2 separate regions of the Homo sapiens genome follow, and region 1 is linked to region 2. A link is an interaction called in ENCODE POLR2A ChIA-PET data of the cell type or tissue named here. Cell type or tissue: PC-9. All regions are shown on one strand.

The links. Peaks named below come from ENCODE experiments on the same cell type or tissue, not always from the same donor. Only the 100,000 strongest peaks of a DNase experiment are listed, where the experiment ranks them.
Region 1: POLR2A ChIA-PET joins it to region 2 with 7 read pairs; 1 of 35 experiments calls an interaction of 5 or more read pairs at or near these places.

The regions. Positions count from the first base shown.
Region 1 is chr20:35,324,035-35,332,034 of GRCh38, reverse strand. The region is part of intron 7 of UQCC1 (ubiquinol-cytochrome c reductase complex assembly factor 1); the gene reads left to right. Among named protein-coding and RNA genes, the nearest start is that of FAM83C, 36 kb to the right of the region's middle. In PC-9, CTCF peaks have their summits at 2,079 and 2,280 (motif pointing right); a DNase peak (open chromatin) is centred at 4,594; H3K27ac peaks cover 2,721 bases.
Region 2 is chr20:35,871,550-35,879,549 of GRCh38, reverse strand. PHF20 (PHD finger protein 20) reads right to left here. Exons shown (of 18, transcript NM_016436.5): 9 at 7,721-7,900. It also overlaps the pseudogene HIGD1AP16. Among named protein-coding and RNA genes, the nearest start is that of SCAND1, 79 kb to the left of the region's middle. RefSeq lists an enhancer at 3,562-4,121. In PC-9, no CTCF peak of the experiment used is centred here; a DNase peak (open chromatin) is centred at 3,839; H3K4me3 peaks cover 1,067 bases; H3K27ac peaks cover 2,239 bases.

The DNA.
Region 1 (8,000 bases), 550 kb after region 2:
CACAATGTTGCTTTGAGATCCTAGGCAAGTCTCTTTACCTCTCATTGTCTCCATTCCATCCTCTATAAGGTAAGTCACGCACAGTTATGTGACTTAAACAATATGGCTTAGCACAGTGTTTGGCACATATTAAGTACTTGATAAATGGGAGCTATCAGGATGCTGTATTTGGACATTTTCAATAGCACCTAGCATAAGCTGTCATATCTTGAAGGGATTTATAGGTGCATCTGTGACACCACACTGGATTCTGGCTTTCTGGAGGACAAAGATCCTATCTTTCATCCGTCTCCTGTTCTGCCTGGCATGAGTAAGGCACATAGCAGGCACTCAGTTGATGTTGGCTGAATCTTTTAGGATGACTTGGGCAGAGCAGGGTGGGCATAAATGCTTTAGTTTCTCCATCTGTGCCTGGGGAAATAGTAACCCCTTATTTTGGAGCCTTTGAGGACAATTTAAAACGATATGTGTGAAGTGTTTGGAGCCCTTTGAAAGGAGGGTACTGGAGAAATTAATGGTGTTTTTGCTGTTCTTGGGAAAGCCCTTTGTGGTTCCCAGTGAATAAATTACTTGGAGTGAGTTTTCTCACACCTCCTACTCTGCTCTGTTCACCGTAGCTTTTTTTTTTTTTTTTAAATAACTGTCTGCTGTAATACTTCTTTGCCCATGACTTATAAAGATATATATTTTTGGTGTTGGACTTTTGACCCCTTTCTGCTCCCAGGAGAGAAATTTTGATCAGAATAATAAAAGGTGTAAACTGTGTGTGTTGCCCCCTTTCCTAGGCCTTGGGCAGTTTAGCTGCTGGGGTTAGGAATCAGCTGGCTTGTGGTATGTGTATGGTTATGGGGCAAGTAGGAGATGATTCCTGTTAAGCGCTGAGCAGGCTTCTGTCTCCTGCTCTTCTTTTCATCCCTGTCCCATACCGTTTTGCTAAGATTCTTCAGATTTCAAATGAACCTTGTTGTCTTTGGCATTTTCGATAGGTGTTTGTGGCTATACTCCTTCTCCTTCAAAGACAGAAGGTGTTTATCGTCTCCTGTGCTTTAGGTCCCAAGGTGAGTTGGCTGCCAGAGAAGAGCCTCCCTCTAGAAGGACAGTGGGAGAACTGAAAAACACTCACCAATCTTGGAGCTACAAGAGTGGAGTTAGACTTAGTTCCACAATTAACCAGCAGGCTCCAATGCAGAGCCTGGACCAGGTTATTTCTAAGGGCCTTTCCTGCTTGAAAAAAAATCCATGAGATAAAAATTTTCCAGCCCAGGGTAGAATTTCCAAGAGTGAACACAGTTTGCAAAACTTTCTACTTTTCTCCAAGCCTCTCTTGCCCTGTAGCACTGGAAGAACTGGCTCCGTCCCTAATAGCCTCAGTTCAAAGGGACCAGAAGAGACTAGGGTAGTTGGGGACAAATGTGGGGTTCATAACGTACTAGGGGTATCTCGTCTGATGAAGTGGTTGGGTATGGATGTCAGAAGAATCTCACTTGGTGATGATCCTCAGGAACTATGTAAAGGAATTTTAGATTGCCCTGGCTGATGGCAGGAAGCCCCACCCAGGGCTAGCCCTAGCTGGTCAGAATTGCCAAGCAGTCAGTGTTTTTATTTTATGCCATCTCCTAATCATTTCAGTGGCCGCCAAGCTCCTAGAAGCTTGACAGCCACAAAGATGATCCTAATTCAACCCTTTCCAAGTGAGGACACTCAGTCCTGGTCAGGAAAAAGGCTTGGTCAGTGTCATATAGTAGCGGTAGTAGCAGAGACTAAAACTCACTTCTCTTGATTGATTCTGTTGCTCTTTTCGTTACTTGATACTATCATCTTTGCTGTTCTCTAGAGCCACTACACACACCCTGCATTTTGTGTTGCTGGGAAAAGCCTCCAATCAAAGACCTCCTGATCCTTTTCTCTTAAGGTCAGCATTCCAGTGTCTAGCACAGTGCTTAGCACATGGTAAGCCTCCATCCAATATTGGTTGAATGGTGAATGAGTGAGTGAACTCACAGAGTCTATTCCTAACCCTATCTTCTTAGAATCAATTCTATACTTACACTGCAGTTTACCTGATTAAATTCATGCCAAATCGTTAAGGGTTGCCAACAGGATCTGTTTTAATGGTCCCAGATAACTCTTGCATTTTAACCAGAGTTTTCTGTAAATAGCGTCTTTGGAAAAAGCAGTGGTTGCAGTAGTAAGACATACAGGCACTGTGACGAGCTCTTGGGGTTGACTATGCCTCTCACTCCATGTCCTACCACAAGACTCTTTTCTCCTGTGGGCTTAACCCCTGCATTGGGTACCACCAGAGGGCAGTAGCTCCGCCAGGATCTGGGTGGGGCTATGTAAAAAAGTTCTGGAGGCTCTGAGGTCAGACCTAGGATACAGTAGAGACAGATGTTTCTTTCAGCTGCCCTGGGTGTGCCATGAGTATTTCTGGATCCATTGATGAGGCAGCTGTAACACTCTTTTCTCACTTTGTTTCCCCCAAAATGCTGAGTGAATGGCCCTGTGGGGTTGGTTGGAGCTGAAGGGGCCCAGCTAGAGTGGAGGGACTTGTTTTTCCATGTTCATTGTCCTCTCTTTAGCTGGTCTTTCTGAATGTCAGTGATCCTTGCCATCAATGTGACGTGCCTGGTTCTCAAAGGAGCAGGAGGAACTATAAGGAGCCCTTCTTTAAAACAACCACTATCAGGGCCTCAACTGTCCTACTGATGCTCAGATCCAGTCCTGACCTCTCACCTAAACTCACTGTCGGCTGCTTCTTCACTGGTCCTCCTGCCTCTTGACTCTCTTCATCTCAGATTCATTCTGCAAATCATTCAGCAGCCTGACTAATCATCCTAAACTCCCGGAGTTCGGGAATTGTCTCTTGTTTACTGCTGTAGCCTCAGCTCCTAAAACAGTGCTTGATGCCTGGGTAGTGCTGAATACATTTGATGAAGGCAATATTGAATGTATTTCCTCTAGATCCAGTAGCATTATTAATTTGTATGGTTTTATTAAGAATTGTTTCATTCATTTATTCAAGGAACATTTTTGTCTCTCGCCACATGCTAATCCCTGAATGTGGTTGGTAGATAATATACCAGAGATAAGTGATCTTACAGGGCTTACAATCTAGTTTATGCTGAGAAAGGAAGTTGAATCTTTCCTGGATTCACTTCCACACGAAACAGACGAACGAGAAAGATATGAGTTCACTTGCTTTTTTGTTTTGTGTTCACTGCAGGCTTCTTCCAGGAGTTATCCCAGGGCAGGGCTGAGTGTAATGGGAGGATGAGGCAGGAGAGTAGGTGAGCCCCAAGGTCCTGAGAGAAGCTTCAGAGACTTCCAGGCTCTCATCTCCAAGTGGGGGATTGGGTTGAGTTTATAACCTCCTTTCCAATGCAGTATCACAGAGTAGTTGAGAGTGCTCACATACTGAAGCCAGTTTGGACTCAAATCCTGCCCTAGCCATGTGACCTTGGGCAAGGTCTCTATGCCTGTTTCCTTTCTATGCCTCAGTTTTCTCTCCGTAAAATAGACATAACTGTAATACCCACCTTACATCGCTTGTAGCATTGTGAGGGATAAATGAGTTATCACATGTGAGGTTCTTTAAACAATGCCTGAGAGTGAAATAGATGTTTGCCACTACTAATTTACTTACTGTTAGGCATTTTCATCTGTTAATATGAAAAGGAAAAAGGAAAGGTGGTTTTGCATAGTTGTGATGGAAAAACTGAGGCTCAGAGTGATTAATCTTTCAGACTCACCAGGTGGGGAAACAGGGCTGTTGGGGCCCAAAATTTACTTAGATTTCAGTGCGTTTCCTAGGTCTGAGTTGGGACTTAAATACAGAACACCAAAGAGATCATCTCTTTAACATACAGCATTCTAACTGAGTTTGTCTCTTTCCTTTGGATAAAATACCTTTCTAAGAACATTTTACTGAGAAAAGAGGACAAAAGAGAATTACCCTATAAAGATGGAGTCACTCTCAGAACTCACAGGCTGTGTCAGTTCCATGCTTTTTTTTTTTTTTTTCCTTTTTTTGTGAGACAAAGTCTTGTTCTGTTGCCCCGGCTGGATTGCAGTGGCGTAATCTCACCTCACTGCAATCTTTGCCTCCTGGTTCAAGCAATTCTCCTGCCTCAGCCTCCCTAGTAGCTGGGACTACAGGCACCCACCACCATGCCCAGCTAATTTTTGTATTTTTAGTAAAGAAGGGGTTTCACCATGTTGGCCAGGCTGGTCTCAAACTCCTGACCTCAGGTGATCTGCCTGCCTTAACCTCCCAAAGTGGTGGGATTACAGAGGCATGAGCCACTGCACCCGGCTCTGTCAATTCCATTTTAAGGGATATCTGAACCTCACTCTTGGCCTCAACCTTGACCACCTCACTACTTAAGTAAGAATGATCATATGGCTTCTACCTGGGATCCAGGCTCAGCCATTCCCAGGATGCTTCTACAGGAATGTACAAACTATCCACTGAGTGGCAATTCTGTTTGAGCCTTAAAACAAACAAAAAAACTTGGACTAGGAGCCAGAAGACCTTGTCTCTGTGAACCTCTTGACCATTTATTAGCCAAGTGATAATTGGGTGAGTCACTTGACCTTTCTGAGCCTTTGCTTCCTCATGTCTTCAGCAGGGAACAGCCTCTTTCTCAGATAACCATTGGGTCAGTATTTTGGCAATTGTACAGCTCTGAACAGTGAGCAGTTAGGACACAGCAGTGAAAGACAAACATTCTGTGACCTGTGTGAAACAATGTAAATGTCTGCTTTACTGTTTTGAGCTTTAGACTTTGGTCTGACCCATTGTGCCCAGGTGGAGTTAGCAGTTAACTCCTGTGATTCAGTTCATTAGGGTGACCCCGCCCCTTTCACTCTTCATTGCTGTGGAGAAGAAGAAGGCAGGGCTGTTGGATGAAGGGTCAGGAACCTCAAGATCAGTAAGGGGCTAAATTTTGGGTCCTCTGAGAAAATGTTGCCATCTGGGCAATATGATATCTATTTTAGGATCGCTGGGAAAGGACTCGGGTCAGTGATCTCAGTGTTGCCTTTAGATCCTCTAGGTTGTTCAGGGCCTCAGCATCCATGACAAGTGACAGTGGCTCAGCTCTATTAGCAAAGAACTGACCAACTTGTTGATCTATATTCACCTGTTTGCCTTTTGTGTCTGTGCAGTTGACATGGTTGGTAGTGATGTGGAACAAGCATCCTGTAGTTTTCCACTGTACCCAGTCTGCCTAAATTTAATAGAAAATAATTAAAAAAGCCAAGTAGTGCCTGCAGCTTTTCTGCGCTCATAAATGCAGTCATGAGGCTCAGGGTGCAATTAGCAGCCTCCAAGTGTCTCTGGAAACCTGAGTGTGTCAGCGTCTTCTTGCTGACGGTAATCAGACCTCATGGCTGCAGTCAGAATGCAGAGGGCCCGGAGTAATGATACCGACCTACATGTAGTGAACAAATTACTGGAAAAGGGGCTCAGGCTCCTAGGCCCTGGTGTGTTATGCCTGTGCTCCACTGGAGACGCCTGCCGGGCTCAAACTAAATACACATCTTGCTCATATTACATCTTATCCAAGTAAGATTTTCCATTACCACAACATAGGAGACATGAAGGGCATGGTGATTGCTAAAATCATACAAGACTGGTTGTCTGCGCTTGGCACTGCCAGGGTCAGAAAGTCATCAGTGTATGATTGCATATAACTTGCATTCCGTTTTCATCTTTCTGTTCTCTCCACTTTCTTCAGTGAGGTCTGATTACATGCAAGTCATGGCCTCCCCTTTCCTCCTCCTCATCTACTCGATAATCAAATCCCGTTGCTCTGGCTGTAGTCATTTCTCTTGAAAGCATGCCTTCCTCTTTGTTCGTGTTGTCACTTCACATTGTTTCAGTTCCTTACAGACTCTCATCTACACCATTGTAGCAGCCTCCTCTGGTTTTCCTGCCTCTGGACCTTCCCCCAACTTTGTGATCTGTACTTCTAGGGTTACTTTTTGAAAATAAATCTGTCCATGCAATTTCCCTGTGCTTAAACCCCTTCCTTGTTCTTTCTTTCATGTGGCTGGCGTTCAGGGCCATTTACAATCTCACACAAACTGCCCTTCCAGCTCCACCTTCTGATTCTTGCCACCATGAGCAGCTTCTGTGTTTTTTTGTTTTTTTTGTGTGTGTTTTTTTGTTTTTTTTTTTACAAACTTCCCTTTGAAAATGCTGTACTTGTTCACCTCCCTGTGCCTTTACACATACCATTCTTTCTGTCTGAACATACCTGTTGACCCTTTAATACCCACTGTAATAAATGTTGCCTCTTCTCTCAAGCCTTTCAGTCCCTATACCATTACCGTTTTGTACATACAACGTGCTAGGTGTGTCTCCCACGTGAGATTGTAAACTTCTTGAGGACAAGTACTGTGTTTTATTGATTTTTTTACCTCCAGCATATACCACAGTAGAATACAGCAGTTACTCAATACGTGCTTATCAAACATGTACAATGCAACGTAGAATTCTGTACCAAGACCGTTTATAGTCTGGTGAGGAACATCAGTTAGCTCATGATACCACTGTGCCAAATGGATAAGTGTCCTAAGAGAGGCTTTAATACACACATGGTTAAGTCACAGATTGAAATGCCTGTCTGAGAAGAACTGTTTGTAACTGGGATTTCCTTTATTGTGGTAAAATATACATACATAATATTTATCATTTTAACCATTCATAAATGCTCAATTCAGTGGCATTAAGTACATTCACAGTGTTGTGTAACAATTTTCATTATCTATACCCAAAACATTTTCATTATCCCCAACAAAAACTCTGTGCCCATTAAATAATAATTTTCCCTTTCTTCCTCCCATCAGCCCCAGGTAGACTATTCTTCTTTCTGTCTCTGAAGGTACCTAAGTACCTCATATAAATCAAATTATACAATATTTGTCCTTCCATGTCTGACTTATTTCATTAAGCATAATGCATTTATGAGTGCATTTTTAAGGTCCATCCATGTTATAGCATATATCAAAATTTTATGCCTTTTTATGGCTGAATAATATCCCTTGGTATGTGTGTACCACATTTTGTTTATCCCTGTCATTGGACACTTGGGTTGTTTCCACCTTTTGGCTATCATAAATGATACTACTATGAAAATTGGTGTACAAATATATCAGTTCCAATTCCCGCTTTCAATTCTTTTGGACATATAGTTAGGAATGGGATTGCTGGGCTATATGGTAGTTCTATGTTCAGCCTTTTGAGAAACCGCCAAACTGTTTTCCACAGTGGCTGTACCATTTTACATTTTCTTCAACAATGCATGAGGGTTTCAGTTTTTCTACATCCTTGCCAATACTTATTTTTCTTTTCTTTTTAAATTATAGCCATCCTAGTGGGTGTAAATGGAATTATCTTGCTCGGCCAGGTGCGGTGGCTCACGCCTGTAATCCCAGCACTTTGGGAGGCCAAGGCGGGCAGATCACAAGGTCAGGAGATCGAGACCATCCTGGCTAACACGGTGAAACCCCGTCTCTACTAAAAATACAACAAATTAGCTGGGCGTGGTGGTGGGCACCTGTAGTCCCAGCTACTCTGGAGGCTGAGGCAGGAGAATGGCGTGAACCTGGGAGGCAGAGCTTGCAGTGAGCAGAGATGGCGCCACGGCACTCCAGCCTGGGCAAGAGTGCAAGACTGCGTCTCAAAAAGAAAAAGAAAAAAAAATTAGCTGGGTGTGGTGGTGCGTGCCTGTAATCCCAGCTACTTGGGAGGCTGACTTTAGCTAATTTAAGCAAACAAAGGATTTATTGGAAGGTAACTAAGGCTCATGGAATGGAGAGTTTAACAACAGAGCTCAGGAAGGAAAGATACAGGGCAGCTAAGGGATCTTAGCAATAGGAACTTATGTATAGTCTCTTTGGGGTGACCCAACTTTACTATTTTATTTATTTATTTTTTAGAAATGAGGTCTTGCTGTGTTGGCCAGGTTGGTCTTTAATTCTTGGCCTCAAGC
Region 2 (8,000 bases):
TCAAAACTACTGTAGGTAATTTGTTCAGTTTAATGTTTACGATTGTTACAGAAAAAATAAGCAAAGCACACATTTAAACAGTGTTCATTTACCTTTGCATGAGTGCTTAAAATACATATTTCTATTTCAAGATGACATTCAAAAATTATTCTAATATAACAACAGCAAAAATATAATTTGCAATTACTAAAGAACTAAACTAGAATCCATAAGTTATTCTCATGTTTACAATTGTGATTCTTTAATAAATACTACCATTATGCAGCTGTATTGTAAGTTTTCCAGATTTGGTTTAAATACATGCACATATATATATTGTCAGTTGTGGGAAGCTTTACAAGTTATAGTCCATGCACTTTTTGGACAGAGTTCTAAAAGAGCCAGCCAGTCCACAAAACAGGCAAAAAAAAAGTTAAATTAACTAGGGCAAATAGGACTCTTCTATAACATCCAAAATATGTGAGATTCTGCAGCAAACTGGGAGTACTTCAGGGTTGGCCTGTTATCTTCCTTAGAACTAAGTTCATCTTAACAATTTAAGAAGGTGGACATTCAACACCATCAAGTGCATTTAGGTGACATGTTTCTTTTAAGTTAACTTGACTTCCTTGAATGACCTAGTTAGTAAACTAGTCACTAGTAATTCAGTCAACAGGCAAATCAAGCCTGCAAGAAAGGAAGCCAATATTCAAAATGCCGTGTTACCATCTAAACCCATACAAATTAGTTTATTTTCAACAATAATACGTAACTTCAATAATGAGACGTCTAACTAAAACAAGCTCCTCCTACAAGAGCAAGACAGCGTCTCTTCTTCTAAGGCTTAGGTTTTGCCCAGAATTCTCGATACATGATATAACAACAGTCATTGCTCCTACAACAAAGCCTTGGGCTGCCACACCCATGTGGATCAGATGAAGGGACATTTTAGTATTTCCCCTGCTCTTCAATTTGTATAATCCATATGCAACAATTGCTGCAAAACCTTCTATTCCAACAAGTACGAATGGTGCCTCTTTAGCTTTTTGAATAAGTTTGGATCCCTGATCTTCATCATATGAATTCAGAAAGGGAAACATCTGTGTTTGTCGACATAGTGATTGCTTAAACAATCTCCCTAGAGCAAGAAAATCTCGCACACGCCAACCTGAAGAGGTCCATTTCTATGTAGCAGGCACACATTTTCACTGTCATTCTTCTCTCTATTCTCATAGTTTCATTCTAAGTTTGTCATGACATCATCTTACTTTCTTGTATCATAGGTATCTGAAGTCTCATCCATTCGTCTGGACAGAAAGACCTGGAAGGGCCTAGAACAGATGTCGCATTCATCTCTCTAACCCCCAGAATAATGAATTCTCTATCAGTTTCCATCACAATACATACTTGATGATATGAAAAACCATAGACACACACAATTTCCCAAACTAAAATGGCTGTAGATCTATGACTCTCCTGCTCAAGAAACCATAGAGAACACAAATTCATTAAAGCTAAAATACTATAGGCATTACACTAAATCTTAACTGGTTAATTTAAAAGTAAATAATTTGCAAAAACTATTATAGTCATCATGCTAAATCTTAACTAGTTAATTTATAAGTAAATCATCTGTTAATTTTTGATACTTCAGTGACAATTCATTCGTTTTATAACTAACAACAAACACAGCAAGATTTCATGGGTTAGAATCACTGATCTGGATCCTGTGGCAAAGTGTCCCACTTCTACCAGGTATTTAGTAAAAAGAACTTAACTGAATGGACCTGTACTTCTATTTGTTTTTCTCTCTTGTTTATTCTGTGCTTCTTGTAGAGTATCAACCAATGAGACAGCTTAGAATAGGGTCTGAGGCTGAAGCAGGAGATCACTTGAGACCAGGAGTTAGAGGCTGCAGTGACCTAAGATCATACCACTGTACTACAGCGTGGGCAAAAGAGTGAGACTCCACCTTCAAAAAAAAAAAAAAGAAAGTGGGAGGCTGAGACAGGAGAATCACTTGAACCTGGGAGGCGGAGGTTGCAGTGAGCCGAAATCACACCACTGCACTCCAGCCTAGGCAACACAGTGAGACTGTCTCAAAAATAAAAAATAAAAATAAAAAAAGAAAAAAAAGAAAAGAAAGAAAAGAATAGGGTCTGGCATTGGCACTTACTAGGCACTTGCTAAATATTTGCAGCAGCCCATTTTCAGATAATAATATGACCTCCAAACTTTTTTTTTTTTTTTGAGATGGAGTCTCACTCTTTTTTTTTTTTTTTTTTTTTTTTGAGATGGAGTCTCTCAGGCTGGAGAGCAGTGGCACGATCTCGGCAAACTGCAACCTCTTCCTCCCAGGTTCAAGCAATTCTCCTGCCTCAGCCTCCCAAGTATCCAGGATTACAGGCGCCCACCACCATGCCCAGCAAATTTTTGTATCTTTTTTTTTTTTTTTTTTTTTTTTGAGACAGAGTCTCACTCTGTCGCCCAGGCTGGAGTGCAGTGGCATGATCTAGGCTCACTGCAAGCTCCGCCTCCCAGGTTTACGCCATTCTCCTGCCTCAGCCTCCCAAGTAGCTGGGACTACAGGCGCCAGCCACCACGCCCGGCCAATTTTTTTGTATTTTTAGTAGAGACGGGGTTTCACCGTGTTAGACAGGATGGTCTTGATCTCCTGACCTTGTGATCCGCCTGCCTCGGCCTCCCAAAGTGCTGGGATTACAGGCATGAGACACTGCGCCCGGCCAAATTTTTGTATCTTTAGTAGAGATGGGGTTTCACCATGTTGGCCAGGCTGGTCTCTAACTCCTGACGTCAGGTGATCTGCCCGTCTTGGCCTCCCAAAGTGCTAGAATTACAGGCGTGAGCCACCACGCCCAGCCTGAGACCTCTAAACTTCTAGGGGAATTACTAACTTCTGTTTTACTGCATAAATGAATGCTTGCCCAATTACAACAGTCACAACTGCATTCGTCTCTGGCTTTTTAATTTTTTTATTTTTGAGATAGAGTCTCGCTCTGTCACCTAAGCTGGGTGCAGGGGCGCAATCTCGGCTCACTGCAACCTCCACCTCCCAGGTTCAAGCAACTCTCCTGCCTCAGCCTCCCGAGTAGCTAGGATTACAGGCGCCTGCCACCATACCCGGCTAATTTTTGTATTTTTGGTAGAGATGGGGTTTCACCATGTTGGCCAGGCTGGTCTCGAACTCCTGACCTCAAGTGATCTGCCCACCTCGGCCTCCCAAAGTCCTGGGATTACAGGCATGAGCCACCAGGCCCGGCCATCTCTTCTGGCTTTTAAGTCACTAAAGCAAAAAGCAAATACCTCATTCAAAAAAAAAAATACAGTAATGGGTTCCATGCTATATTTATTCCTCTTGGCTCAAGCTCAAAGTAATTTGACCTCCACCCTTACTATTAACCCTCTTGGAAAATAGATAAGTGCTTCAATCAGTTGCAATGGTTTCAAAATTATTCCCTTAGAAAGGCTACTGTGAGACCTTTGTAAGGATGCAGACGACGACATGAAATCTCATCATCATCCTTTTCCCCTAGACTCACCTGTCCCACCCTTACTATACTTGATTCTGTCCTCTCCACAATCCAGAAACATAATTAGGTTAGCTAACACAAGACAGAAATTATGTATGTGTATATTTTGGGAAAAAGTATAGCCCAAGACCCCATAAAATACGTAAACTTTACAAAAGGCACTGGAGTTAGCTTCTAATCTAGTCTCCTCACTTATATGCATGGCGTGTTTCCTAGTGGTGTAGGAACAATTAACTACAAATTTCAAGTGACGTCTAACATACCACTACCCTTAAGACAACATAATTAAAAGCTTAGTCTGCTGAGTCACAGGGGATGTGGCTGTCATCTAGAGTTCTCCCTGCCAAGACAGACAACTAAATTCCGAGATTAAATTTCCACCTCATTTACATATGAACTTTAGTAATTTGCCCCACATGTCAGAAGAGCAGGCTGGGAAGAAAAGAGCCCTGACACTAAGAGGAGGAGTAGCAAAAAAAGGAAGATCCCTTGCCCCGACAAGCCCTCGAGGCTGAAGCACAACACTATGGACGAAGCTAGACAGAGAACTAAGAGAACAGCCGCCGAGATGAGCTAGGAATGAATACTTCGGTACTCTTTTAATTTTTTTTTTTTCTTTTTTGAGATGGAATCTCACTCTGTCACCCAGGCTGGAGTGCAGTGGTGCGATCTCAACTCACTGCAACCTCTGCCTTCTGGGTTTAAGCAATTCTCCTGTCTCAATCTCCAGAGTAGCTGGGACTACAGGCGTGCGCCACCAAGCCCAGCAAATTTTTGTATTTTTAGTAGAGACGGGGTTTCACCATGTTGGCCAGGCTGGTCTCGAATTCCTGACCTCAAATGATCTGCCCGCCTAGGCATCCGAGAGTGCTGGGATTACAGGCGTGAGCCACCACCCCTGGCCAATTTTTTAAAATATTTTAGGAGATAGGGTCTTCCTCTGTCACCCAGGCTGGCAGTGGTACAATCACAGCTCAAGGCAGCCTCGACCTCCCTGGTTCAAGTGATCCTCCCACCTCCGCCTCCCAAGTAGCTGGGACTATAGGCATGAACCATCATGCCAGGCTAATTTTTTTATTTTTTGAAGAGGGAGGGTCTCACTATGTTGATGCAAGGCCTTCAATATAGCGAGTCTTGAACTCCTGGCCTCAAGTGACCCTCCAGTCTCAACCTCCCAGAGTGCTGAGATTCACTATTTTCAAACAGCTGCTCTACTACATTTATGTTAACTATATAGCATCTGGCCAAGAAAAAAAAAAACTATTCAAAAAAAAATTTTTTAAGTTATCCAAATAAAAAGTAGACAATTCTATAGACACACAGTCTTATTTGTTTGTTTTTTAACTAAAAGTTGAGAAAAGAAAAAAAATTAGCTGGACATGGTGGCACACGCCTGTAGTCCCAGCTACTCAAGTGACTGAGACAGGAGGATCACTTGAGCCCAGGAGGTCCAGGCTGCTCTGAGCTGTGATTGTGCCACTGCACTCCAGCCTGGGAAACAGAGTGAGACTCTATCTTTAAAAAAAAAAAGTCAAGTTTTAACAAAAACCAGAAGAATTTGTCATCAGGAACCTATAAGAAAATCTGAAGGAAATTCTTCATGCTGAAAAGAAATCTTCGAAGAAATAAAGAACATTGGAAATAGGCATGTGTAAATATGACTGTCGCTTTTTGCCTTATCGTCTTTAACATACATAATTGTGTAAAGCAAAACTTATAATACTACATTATGAAATTTATAGCAGGCCAGGTGTGGTGGCTCACGCCTATAATCACAGTACTTTGGGAAGTCAAGGCGGGTAGATCACTTGACGTCAGGAGTTCCAGACCAGCTTGACCAACATGGTGAAACCCCATCTCTACTAAAAATACAAAAAAAATTTAGCCAGGCGTGGTGGCACATGCCTGTAATCCCAGCTACTTGGGAGGCTGAGGCAGGAGAATCACTTGAATCTGGGAAGTGGAGGTTGCAGTGAGCCAAGATCGTGCCATTGCACTCCACCTGGGCAACAAGAGTGAAATGCCATCTCAAAAAAATATGTAAATAAAAAATTTTTTAAAAAGGAATTTATAGCATATACAGATATAATTCATGTGACAACTACAACATGGGGGAGGTTAATGGAACATTTTTACATAAAGTGGTTAAATATTAACTCTAAGTGAACTGTGAGAAGTTAAGGATGTATACCATAATCCATAGAGTAACCTCTTTCAAAATGCTAGAAATACAGCTAAAAGCTAACAGATGAATTAAAATGAAATTCTTAAAAAATCAGTTAACCTAAAAAACAAGAAACAAAACAACAAAACACAAATAATATAAACAGACAACCAGCCTGGCCAACATGGTGAAACCCCGTCTCTACTAAAAAATACAAAAATTAGCCGATTGTGGTGGTGGGTGCCTATAATCCCAGCTACTCAGGAGGCTGAAGCAGATGAATCGCTTCAACCCGGGAGGCAGACGTTGCAGTGAGCAGAAATCGCACCACTGCACTCCAGCCTGGGCGATAGAGCAAGACTCTGTCTTAAAAAAAAAAAAAAAAAAAACAAAAAAACAGACAAAACACAGCCAAATGTTAGCCTAAAAACCAACCATATCAACAATTACATTTAGGCCAGAAATAGTGGCTCACACCTGTAATCCTAGCACTTTGGGAGGCCGAGGTGGGCAGATCACCTGTGGTCAGGAGTTCGAGGCCAACCTGGTCAACACGGAGAGACCCTGTCTCTACTAAAAATACAAAAATTAGCTGGGCGTGGTGGCACACTCCTGTAATCCCAGCTACTCGGGAGGCTGAGACATGAGAGTTGCTTGAACCCAGGAGGCAGAGGTTGAAGTGAGTGGAGATCAACCACTGCACTCCAGCCTGTGTGACAAAGCAAGATTCTGTCTCAAAAAAAAAAAAAATTATAAATGTGTATGCATCTAAAAGATCTTCAAAATACACAAAGCAAAAATGACAAAATTAAAGGGAGAAATGAACAAATCCACAATAACAGAGATTTTAACAACCTAACAACCTTCTCTTAGAAATTGACAGAACTAGACCAAAAGGAAAAAAACCCCACAAAAATCAATTTATCAGAGAAACACCATCAACTACCTTGATCTAACTGACAGATACAGAACAAACACATGACAACGGTAAAATACACATTCTTTTCAAGTGCATATGAAACATTCACCAGGACAGATCATATGCTGGACCATAAATTAAATCGCAACAAATATAAAAAGATTGAAATCCTACAGAGTATGTTCTCTGACCACAGTAAAACTATATTAGAAATCAATAGCAATAAGGTATCTACAAAAACATAAAATACTTCAAACTGAAACAACATACTTCTAAGTAACCCATGGTCAACAAATAAATCACAAGATATATTAAATTGAACAAAAATAAAAACACAACGTATCAAAATGTGTAGGATGCTGCTAAAGCAGTTCTCAGTGGGAAATGTATAATTTCATTATTTATTTATTTATTTAGACTGAGTCTCGCTCTGCTGCCCAGGCTGGAGTGCAATGGCATGATCTTGGCTCACCGCAACCTCCGCCTCCTGGGTTCAAGCAATTCTCCTGCCTCAGCTTCCCGAGTAGCTGGGACTACAGGTGCCTGCCACCATGCCCAGCTAATTTTTGTATTTTTAGTAGAGTCGGGGTTTCACCATGCTGGCCAGGCTGGTCTCGAACTCTCCACCTCAGGCAATCCACCCACCTCGGCCTCCCAAAGTGCTGGGATTACAGGCATGAGCCATCGCGCCCAGCCAGAAATTTATAACTTTAAATACTCATATTAGGAAGAAAGATCTTTTCACCAGGTAATGAAAAAAAAAAGGAAGAAAGATCTAAAATCAATTAGGTAAAGTTCTAGAAAAAATTGAAGGAAGAAAGCAAGATCAAAACAGAAATCAATTATATTTTTAAAAATAAACAATAGAGAAAATTGAAGTAAAAAGTTAGTTCTTTGAAAACAAAATAGATAAAGCCCTAGTCATACTAAGAGAGGGAACACAAATTATCAAAATCAGAAATGAAAGGAGCATAACATTAAAATGATAAGGGAATATTAATAAAAGGTGAAAAACAACAACAGAAAAGTCATTTTTTTTTTTTTAGTTCACAAAGCATAAGCAAAAGTGTATATAAAAAGAGGATTAATTTAACTCTAAATATGAACCTTCCACAGTCGAAATCTCTTGTAATTCCACAAGGGGAGAAGTCGGTTCTGTTTTCATCGTGTTTTCTCCCATTGATGGGCAGTTCAACTCCAAGCCTGCAGCCCCGGATCCATCCCCAAAGGAGTGGCAAGTCAGTGCAGATGAGACCTGGCCAGCTTCCAAAGCAGACTTCAACTGACCTAGAAGAAAAAAAGAAAGTTTGGGGGAAATATACATGTATGTAATTCTGAAATCAAAAGTCCTACAACAGTCTAAGAAAGCCAGGGACTTTTTAGAGGA